2 separate regions of the Homo sapiens genome follow, and region 1 is linked to region 2. Evidence: read pairs that join two places in POLR2A ChIA-PET (ENCODE). Cell type or tissue: PC-9. All regions are shown on one strand. Each heading gives the region's core, and the rest is flanking DNA. Links, peaks and the distances in the headings are about the cores only. Region 1 overlaps ATXN1 (ataxin 1). Region 2 overlaps ATXN1 (ataxin 1).

Region 1 (5,389 bases), core at 218-5,217, 110 kb before region 2:
CACACTGTAGATTAGAGAAGGAAAAGAAAGAAAAGGAAGGAACAGAAGGACATGTTTGGGGGGTAGGGGGCCTTTCTGGGGCTTCTGAAAGCAAATGTTGTGATAATTAGTTACAGTGTCCCAAAGATGCCTGGGTCTACCCCTGACCCTCTACACAGGCCAATTCTGCTCCCACCAGAAAAAAACAAGAGTACAGAGCAAAGAGGCAGGGCAGCAGCCTCTGATACCTATTTGAACTTTACACATTCTGATAGAATTTATTATCTGTATTGAATATGGGAGACTGTGGGTAAAAGACTTCAAGACAGTGAAAAACTAGGAAAGAAAAATAAAGGTGTATTGGGCCTTGGCAAATTTTTGACACTTACTTGACTATGTGCTTTAACTTTTTGAAAAGGCAGATAATATAGCAATCACATTAAATATTTATCTTTAAAAGAAATTATTTTAAAAATTACTCTTAATATTACCACATTATGAACTCAATAGGAGATCCTACAGTTCCTTTAACTTTAACAACAGTACATTTGTTAATATTCATTAAAGTTAAAGAAGCTTACTATTACAACAGAATGAAGTAATACTTGCTGGAAAACACCAATATTTTACTTATCTTTATCTAATCCCCCCGTTTAACTGTAGTGATACAATACTTAATTTTAAAAGAGGAATGGTTTGAATGTACAGACTTTTACATGTGTTCTTCCATTGAGTTCTTTCTTGTAGTCTAACCCAATAGTTATCACACTTCAGTGTACATGAAAAGTGCAGTAAAGGATTGTGCAGTATACATAAAATCCTGTGTGGAGTGTCTTGTGGGAAAGCCAAAGGATTTTCAAAGTTAATTTTGACTATATATGACTTTTGCTTAACTTTTGAACTTAACCGCCCACATAAAAACTCACTCCACTATATTTCCCTTCTCTTTGCCTCCCTACTTCTGTCCCCCCTTTCTCCCTTTTTTCCTTCCTCCCTTGTATTCTTCCATCCATCCATCCATCCATCCATCCATCCATCCATCCACCCACCCACCTATCCATCTATCTATCCTCCCATCCACCTATCCACCCACCCATATATCCATCCATCCATCCATCCATCCATCCATCCATCCATCCACCCACTAACTCATCCATCCATCCATCCACCCACCCATCCATCCATCTATTCATCCTTCCACCCATCCGTCCACCCACCCACCCATCCATTCATCTATCCTTCCATCCATCTATTCATCCATCCACCCATCCATTCATCCATCTATCTATTTGTCCATCCATCCACCCTCCCACCTATCCATCCATCTATTCATCCATCCATCCATCTTTTCTTCCATCACTCCTTTCTTTTTTTTTTTTTGAGATGGAGTTTCACTCTTGTTGCCCAGGCTGGGGTGCAGTGGCGTGATCTCGGCTTACCGCAACCTCTGTCTCTCGAGTTCAAGCGATTCTACTGCCTCAGCCTCCCAAGTAGCTGGGATTATAGGCATGCTCCACCACAGCCAGCTAATTTTGTATGTTTTTGTAGAGATGGGGTTTCACCATGTTGGTCAGGCTGGTCTCGAACTCCTGACCTCAGGTGATCCACCCGCCTCGGCCTCCCAAAGTGCTGGGATTACAGGCGTGAGCCACCGCACCCAGCCCCTTCACTCCTTTCTTTTTCTCTTTCCCTGCCTTCCTTTTGATAAATTAACTTAAACATTTTTTTTGGTGAAATTAATATGGTGATGTCTACTTATATTTAAATCAGAAAATTATTAGTATGCTGAATATTCCAATCTCTTAGGAATGATAAAAATATTCTATAAAGGTCAATCTTAATTCCACATCCTATGTTCCTACTCAGCTTTCTGTCTCTGATTTCTCATTTTTAGCTGGGAACATCCCAGCCAAAAGACAGCCAGGTTCTCTGTGAGCATAGCATATCAAACTAACTGTAAGAAAATAACATTTTGGCTTAAAAGCCATCTTCTAATATAAGATAGAATAAAAATGATAATGATTGGTATACTATGTGGCATTGTTAGTAAGAATTTGAAGTAAGATTTACCTAAATCGCTGAAAATATTGAATAGTTGGCTGAGACTTTAGAATTGGTACAAACATGTACATTTTCTCAAAATCAAAAGAATTAAAATAGATATCCAAGAAGTCAGATTATGAAAAAATAAGATAGTCAACGGAAATCCTAAAAGTAACTTAAACATTGGCATTGGACATATTTCATTTGTATTTCTGCCATAGAAGAGTTAAGTTAATGTGCATTTTTGCCATGCAATGGCAAAATGAAGAGACTTTTTTTTCCCTTCTTTTTGCTCTTGGTAAAATTAAGTGGCAAAGAAAAGATAGCTCTGAGGTTATTGCTAGAATTTTGTGCTAAAAACATTTTGGCTAGAGCAGCAAGTTTTTAGGCAAACAGCCCCTGATAAAAGTTGCAAGAAAAAAATCTCATTCGAGTGCACCAAACACTTTTCAGATGACCATTTAATTTTTTTAAGTTGCATAAACAATTTCAAGTGCACTGTAAATATAGAAAATAGGGTATGATAGTTGACAGAAACAGAATGAATTAAGAGCAGTAATAGAAAATTGTAAACAATTATATCTGAATTTCATCAGTTGTCTTGCTTACATTCACAATTAGTCATCCCGTGAAAGACATAGGTGAACATTTAGCTGCTTAAAAAGGAATTAGCTGCTTGAAAGGACAAATGTTCATGTTAAATTTCATGAAGACTAACCTTCAGCAGACAACGGCACAAATGTGTCAGCTTTTTCTGGTGTGAATGAAGCAAGATACAGGCAAAACAGATGAGATAAATAGGACTTGGAAAAAAAATTCTACTATACAAGTTTTGTATCCCCATCTTTTTGCTCTTTGTGGAGCACCTACTGGAAACCACTCCTGACCTAATGATGAGGACACAGAGAGAAAATTCAATAAGCAATGGCCTGAAAAATAATTTTTATCTAAGTATTAGATAAACGCAGTAGCATATTTGACTTGTAAAAATAACATGGCTAGGCTTTGTATGCCTCCCTGTCCTCTTACCTACGTGGGATTTTCAAATAGCACTGATTCTGGGGAGGGGAATCAAAAAATAGAAGACTCCCCTCTCCCAGAGCACACGTAATTAATGCCTGTGTTGCAGCTGGGAGCTCTCTGCCAGCAGAGTTCTTTGCTCGTCATCTCTCAGCGCTCACCCACATTCCCCTTGATTCACACCGTATTGTTTGTTTACATGTTTGTCTCCCTGACTCAGGTTGGAAATCTTTAAGGACAAGGACAACCTCTTGTTCCTTTTTACATTTCCCATGGTGCTTTGCTCGCAGTGGCCACTACAGACATGATTCATTCATTGTTTTAAAAAAAGTGTTAACTAGTTAAGTGAAAATAAAATGAAACAGCAAAATGAGACAAACGCCTAGATCTGAAAGGCTACAAAATACAGCAGAGGGTTCAGTGGACATAAGAGGAAAGGAACACAATGATATCCCCAATCTTGTGATGGAATAGAAAAAAAAAAAGTGATTGGTGTTGATGTAACACTTTTCTTGGCCAGTTGAACATTCCAGAGTAGAGGTCAGTTTTGTAGTTAAATCTGGTAGGAAGATGTTTCCAACCAGAAGGAATCATACTAAAATTATTTTATCACAACAAGCAGTCCATAACCGAAACTTTAATTTGTGAGTTGGGAATCAGGATAGGAAACCCAATTTTATATTCTTTTTATAGGAAGAAGAATCCATTCCACCACTCAGACTGCTTTCCTCTTTCATAATCGTGGCATACTCTGCCATTGTTTGTTTATTTTCCCCACAACTAGATGGAGAGTGCAAGGACCATATTTTACTCATGTGTATCCTCAGGGCCTAGCACAAAGTAGGCACTCAGTAATGAAGAAGTAAGATGTTTCAATGTCCCTAACATTTAAAAGGATGTATGAAACTAGTGCTAATACCAGAAAGAGTTGGTTTTCATAGGCTGTTAATTGTGGGTTTTGAAATAATGTACTACTTTGTACATTGATTTTATACAACTGTGTTATATACTTCAGTAACTTTCAAGGTAAAAAGTTAGAGGTTATTAAATCTGGCAGGGTCTTAAAACCTGAGTCTCAGTCCATGTAAGAGCATTCTTTTGCTCTTCTTGACTAGCCATGTAAAAGGGTGAATGTAAGTTAGTGAATTATCTTTTAGAAATCTTCAGTTGTATATATATTTTTTTCATCGAATTGCAAACTCACTCACACTTACCAATGTAATACTACCCTGTTGATGAGCATTAGTAGCCTTATTTGGGTAGCCAGATTAGAGACACAGGCTTCATGGTGTTACCTGCCTTGATGTTTTCATTCATAATGCAGCATTTGGGAATGCAGCATTTTTCTATATTGGAGACATGTATGATGATGTGTATGTTCCTTCCCCATAACCCTGTCCGCTTCTCCTTTGGCAGTGTCTTGCATCACAATTTTATTTTATTTTTATTTATTTATTTATTTTTTGAGAAAGAGTCTCACTCCGTCACCCAGGCTGGAGTGCAGTGGTGCAATCTTGGCTCACTGCAGCCTCCACCTCCCAGGTTCAAGTGATTCTCCTGCCTCAGCCTCCCGAGTCGCTGGGACTACAGGTATGCACCACAATGCCTGGCTAATTTTTTTTATATATTTTTTTTAGTAGAGATGGGGCTTCACCATGTCAGTCAGACTGGTCTTGAACTCCTGACCTCAAATGATCCGCCAGCCTCAGCCTCCCAAAGTGCTGGGATTACAGGCGTGAGCCACCGCACCTGGCCTCCAATTTTAAATATATGTAGGCTCCATCTCCACCTCTCCCTGAAAAAACTTTCCCTGCTCCTTTCGCCTTCATGTGTGCCATAAGTTGACTGCCATCAGGCCAATATCATTACATATAAATTCCCTCCACCCTTCGTTTTAATTTTAAAATATCTGAAAGGGGGAAAGGGAGAAGATTCCCTAATGAGTATGTTGTGTGATTCAGGACCTTGGCTCTTAGATCCTCAGTCATGTGATATTTTCAGATTTTATGGGACTATGGTGCAATTGAAGAAAGGCTTTTGACAGAAAATGTGAAATGATGAAGTCTTAGCACGGACTCATACGGCAGTATTTGATTGCGGGTTAATCTCCAAACGTTGAAATAAAGTGGATCTGTTAAAAAGCCATTGGTTACTTTCAGTTGCCAGGGGTGTGTATGCTCACATTCCTGGAAGCACATTCTATAAAGTCACCAATCTACAACACAGACACCCACCTCCCCCTAGACTTCAGAGAGCTCTGCTGGGCTGCAGCTTTCTACCAAAAGAGTTGTGTGCCTCTGAATTTCACATCCAACCTTGGAAGCTGCAGTCTGTTTAAGATTTCAGA
Region 2 (5,389 bases), core at 290-5,289:
AGGCTGGTCTCGAACTCCTGACCTCAGGTGATCCGCCCACCTTGGCCTCCCAAAGTGCTGGGATTACAGGCGTGAGCCACCACCACGCCAGGCCAGGACTCTTCATCTTTTAAACCACCCGGGTCTGAACTGACAGTCCCTTATGTTATCTTCATGGGAAGAAGAGCAGGCAGTCATGTGTGGCTCCCCATGAAAAGGCAAGGAACCTTCTAGATACTGCCGCTAGAAACCAGGTGTGGGATAGAAGCCCTGCCTTTGATCTATACCTGTTGGTCAGGAACCTGCTTCTACTTTACTTCATTCATCTGCACTTCTTAGGAGCTGGGTCCTGTTCTTGTTTACCATTACTAAATTACGGGGAAATTCCTGAAATTATCCAGTCCTCCCAGATGGTTCATTCTTTGTGTGTATACCCAGAGCTTGGTCATGTCCCCATTCCTCTCTCTCAAGATTAGATCTGCTGTCAAAACCTAGAAACAAGTCTTTACTGAACTGAACTCTTTATTAGCCTTTGATTGCCAGATAACTGGACTTGGGAAGGGGAGTTTGGGAAAAAGGGTTAACTATATTAAATTTTTTTGGTGCTCTCTTATATGGGCTGGGATGAAGCATTTAGACAGTGGGAGAAGTATAGGAGAGGCAGACAGATGCCAGAAAAAAAAAACTTTGGTTGTTTCCAGGTACCGAAAAAGAAAGTTCATTTGTAAGTCACCCACCTCCTCATGATTTCTTCACCTCCTGTCCCCTGCTCATGGTACTAGAGTTTGTCTATATTATAAGCTCTATAGCTCTTTTTGCCTTCCTGCAAAACTAAGCACTATTTATAACACTGTTTCTCTGAGAAAATGTGTTTGGAGTTTCAAATAAATGACTTACAAATGAACTTTCTGTATACAACTCATTCATACATTGAGAACTGCCTGTACCGGGCATGTAACCTGGAGATAACTTTTATCTCTGCTTTATCAATATGGGCTTGTCAGGTTGACTTATGTGTACTTCTCTCTGCCTTCGTTTTGATGATAGCCTCTCTCTTAAAATTTAATACTCTCTTTATGTTTGGAGAAACATTCCCTTTGGCAGCGTTTCAAATATTCTTGCGAATTGGAATAGTGATTTTATTTTATCTCCCAATGTATCTTTAATAGGATTCATGGCTATGAAAATCTTTTGCACAGTCCGCCTATAAATTGTAGAAAAATTGAGAACTATTTAAAAGAAGGGGGCGCAGAAATAATCCTTTTCTAGTATTACTCTGGGTTGTCAGATATCTTTGCAATATAATTACTGTGTTGGTTTTTAAAGGTTAAAAGAGCTCTGACGTTTATAATTCTCTTTTGTGTGTGTGTTCTACACATATAAGGGGAAAATCTAACACATGGAAGGAAAATACTTTAGTTAACATAAAGGTCCTGAGCATTTTATGGTTTTTCAATACAGAGACATAATTCATGGATTTTATATTTGCTTTTACAGATATCTGGTGAATCAGTTATTTGCTCTGTGGAACCAATTTGCAGTTTACACACCTTGTTTATTTCTAAGCTGTGTGCATGGGTAATGTGTGCACAAAAATACTCTTGCTGACATTAGATTGTAAAGTAAAAAGGCGGAACACTGGTCCTGGAGATATGCCTTCTCAGGGAACTTACTATCCATATACAAGTAAAAATTTCTCATTGTTAGCAGAGCAGCTGACAGAATATGATCACAAATGTTGCTGATGCTGTTCTGTTAGGAGGTAGAAATAGAATGCCTAGGACTATGCAAGCTTGTCAGAGTTAGATTGTCAGGGTGATGTGCTTCCATATTAAAAAGAATACTTTGTTCCCCCCTCACACATGCACCCTTGCAGTGGAAAGAAACATTTATTTCAGAATAAGCGCAAGTTATTCTGACTTGCACTCACAGGCTCAGACTTTGATGCCAGTGTAGTTAAAATTTAGTGAATACCAGTCATGTTTAATGGTCTTTCCCTTCTGTTTAAAACAGTACTGCAGCCCATGCAAGAAACATTTCCCTTTAATTTTATGCATTTTGTGGTATCTTTTGATGGTTTTTCTCTACTGTCAAAACTGTGAGAATAATTTCAATGGCATGTTTTTTCTGCCATCTTCAGTTGGCAGTCATATCCCCCCAGATTGTCCTCATAGATTCCAGATCACCTTTATGTTTAATCTTCATTAATTGACAAGTACCTTTGAAAGGGTTTTGCAAAAATTGAACTGCAAAGCTGTGATTTAATACAAGGAAGGCTACATCAGTGTGAAAGAAAGCACTTTATGAACTGTAGAGTACTATTTAAAGGTGAGGCATTATAATTAAATATGCTCAGGTTGTTACTGAGCATTGAATGCCAAAGCATATGAAAGACAACTTACGATGCCAGGAGTTTGAGACTAGCCTAGGCAACACAGTGAGGACCCACCTCTACAAAATGTTTTTGTTGTTGTTGTTGTTGTTGTTGTTTTTGAGACGGAGTCTCACTCTGTTGCCCAGGCTGGAGTGCAGTGGTGTGATCTCGGCTCACTGCAACCTTTGCCTCCCAGATTCAAGCGATTCTCCTGCCTCAGCCTCCCGAGTAGCTGAGATTACAGGAACCCACCACCATGCCCGGCTAATTTTTTTTTGTATTTTTAGTAGAGACGGGGTTTCACAGTGTTCGCCAGGATGGTCTTGATCTCCTGACCTCGTGATCCGCCCGCCGTGGCCTCCCAAAGTGCTGGGATTACAGTCGTGAGCCACCGCGCCCAGCCTGTTTGTTTGTTTGTTTGTTTGTTTTTTAATTGGCCAGGCATGGTGAGATGTGCTTATAGTCCAGCTACTCTGGAGGCTGAGGCGGGAGGATCGCTTGAGCCCAGGAGTTTGAGATTACAGCAATGTTATGAGAGTAGCTAGAAGTTACACCAATGCTGCAGGAGTTTGGGGGAATCCAGAGTTGTAAAATGCCAACAAAAATTATTAATTAAGGGGATCTCTTAGCCGTCTCTTTGACCCTACAAAAAACATGGTGGTACTGAGTTTTTTAGCCTCACCCAAGCAAAAACAGAATAGGGCATTGTATTTCTTATATCTGGATGCAAAAACATGAAATGTTAATTGTAGATTATAAGTCATTAAGTGTCACGGATTTATGTTTTATGACAAGTTGGAGTTTACAGATTTCTAGGCTATTTTTTTCACATAGAGATACATGAAAGCTTTATTCTTGTTATTCAACGTAAATCTTTTATAATCTGCTCTCAATTTCCAGTATCCTGAAAAATCCTTTTTCTCTCTTTTTTGAGACCCTTCCCTCCCCCTACCATCCAGAGTCATGCAGTTAACAGTTCTGATAGTGCTTGGATTCATTTGTAGATTGTACATACCAAATGGAGCTGGCACCTCTTCATGGAAATTGGACCCAGTGGGCTATTTTACACTTGCCGGATGTGCTTTCCTCAGTAGAAGTTTATATTTTATAGCTGATACTCCATTGACCATAGTAACCTGTTATAAAACATGATGTTTTATCATTTGTTCTGTGTCTTCAGGGCTGAACATTTTATGGAGAGACTTTATTAACATTTAAAGAGACTTTATTAACCCTAGATATTAACATGGTTTACCTGGAAATTTTTTGAGCAATGTTTTCATTTGATTCCTGGAATGTTCAAATAGCAAAGGCAGTTTCTGTTGGTGTGCATGTGTGTGTTTGTGGTTAAAAGCCAGCATTACCCAGAGACCTTCTGGTTCATGTGGAAATTATTATTATTACTATGATTATTGTTATTTTTGCAAATGAATAAATTGTCATTCTGATTTTTTTAACCTCAACGTTCCTTTAAAAACACTGTTGATTTTTATGGAGAAGGTTGATTTCCTGGAAGTAATAATATGATGTTAGAGATTACTTTTTAGGCAATATTTTGGCATGTTTATCAGATAAATCAAACATCAAATAAATAGATTATGGGGAATGATTTTTCAGTAATCTCTTTTTGCAGTTTCTTCCCTAAACAAAATGATGTGGCCTATTAGGTGGATTGGTTTGGAGGACAATTGCTTACAGGGACCCTGTCCTTATGGTGTGGAGAAGCAGAAAAAACTCACAGTACTCCAGAGTAGCCCCCTTATTCTTTTTCATAAACTTCAAACTAGGTATGAAAGACCTGTCCACTTTAAAGCTTTCGCCTGTGAAGATAAAGCAGAGATTGATTTTTAACCACTATGCTCATATGGGGAAACAGAATGCAGGAGCTAAGATTTAAAGAAGCAGATGGGAAGAAGAGAAATAACCTCCTCTGGCATCCACCTGGAAATGTCTCCTGAGAAAGAGGATGGACATCTTCTGATATTCATAAGTCAAGGAACTGCTTGAATTCTGTATTCCGTGTACAGTATTCTACCTATCAAGACCCTCACCCAGGGAAGAAAGTCTTGTTTATTCAGGAGATGGGGAGCAGGAGGCATTGAGGACTGCATAGCTTATTTAAATTAAAAAAAAAAGTGCAATGAATTGCTTTTTAGTGTATTTACAGAGCTGTGCAGCTATCACCACAATAAATTTTAGAACATTTTCATCACCCCTAAAGGAAATCCCATACCCATCAGCAATCACTTCCCATTTTCCCCCAATCCTCTACCCTCAGCTCCTGGCAACCACGAAGCTGTTTCTCTATATATAGATTTGCTTGTTCTAGACATTCCATATAAATAGAATCATGCAATATGCGGACTTCTGTGACTGACTTCTTTCACTTAGCATAATGCTTTCAAGGATCATCCACATTTCAGCATACATCAGTCATTCATTTCTTGTTATGATGGAATAATGTAACATTGTATGGCTATACCTTATTTTGTTTATTCATTTATCAGTTGATGGACATTTGGGTTGTCTCCACTCTTTCACTATTATGAACAGTGCTGCTATGAACATTCCTTTCCAAGTTTTTGTGTAGACATAGTTTCATTTCTCTGTGCAGCCTACTTTTAGGTAGTTACAAATTAAGATTGTAAGTGATTTTTTTTTCATTTTACACATTTGTTCGCTTCACGATGGCCTCCTCTCTCTTCTTACCTATCTCACTCTCCCAAAAATGATTTTTCTTGAGAACATAGTTGTAGAAGGGTAAGAATATCAACCAACTTTTGCTAAGTATGAATGCCCAGGCGCTCTGCTAAGCATCATGTATGTGTTACAATGTTTCTCACTTTATAGACGGGGGCTGAGGTTTAGAGAGGCTGCTAAGCCTGGAGGTCATTCAGCTGAAAAGGTAGAAGAGCTGGGATTTGGACCCACATCCTGTTTACTCAGCAAGGTCCATGCTGTCTGTTGACTCCCTCATGATATGATCCCAGATCATACACCTGTTGAAATCTTAGAGAATTCTCTTTCTATTCGTGA

Evidence for each region. ChIA-PET counts read pairs that join two places held together with the same protein. Peaks named below come from ENCODE experiments on the same cell type or tissue, not always from the same donor. Only the 100,000 strongest peaks of a DNase experiment are listed, where the experiment ranks them.
Region 1: POLR2A ChIA-PET joins it to region 2 with 5 read pairs; 3 of 35 experiments call an interaction of 5 or more read pairs at or near these places.

The regions. Positions count from the first base shown.
Region 1 is chr6:16,675,007-16,680,395 of GRCh38, reverse strand. The region is part of intron 2 of ATXN1 (ataxin 1); the gene reads left to right. Among named protein-coding and RNA genes, the nearest start is that of ATXN1-AS1, 83 kb to the left of the region's middle. In PC-9, for the core only: no CTCF peak of the experiment used is centred there; a DNase peak (open chromatin) is centred at 3,265; H3K27ac peaks cover 2,206 bases.
Region 2 is chr6:16,563,939-16,569,327 of GRCh38, reverse strand. The region is part of intron 4 of ATXN1 (ataxin 1); the gene reads left to right. Among named protein-coding and RNA genes, the nearest start is that of ATXN1-AS1, 190 kb to the left of the region's middle. In PC-9, for the core only: no CTCF peak of the experiment used is centred there; no DNase peak of the experiment used is centred there.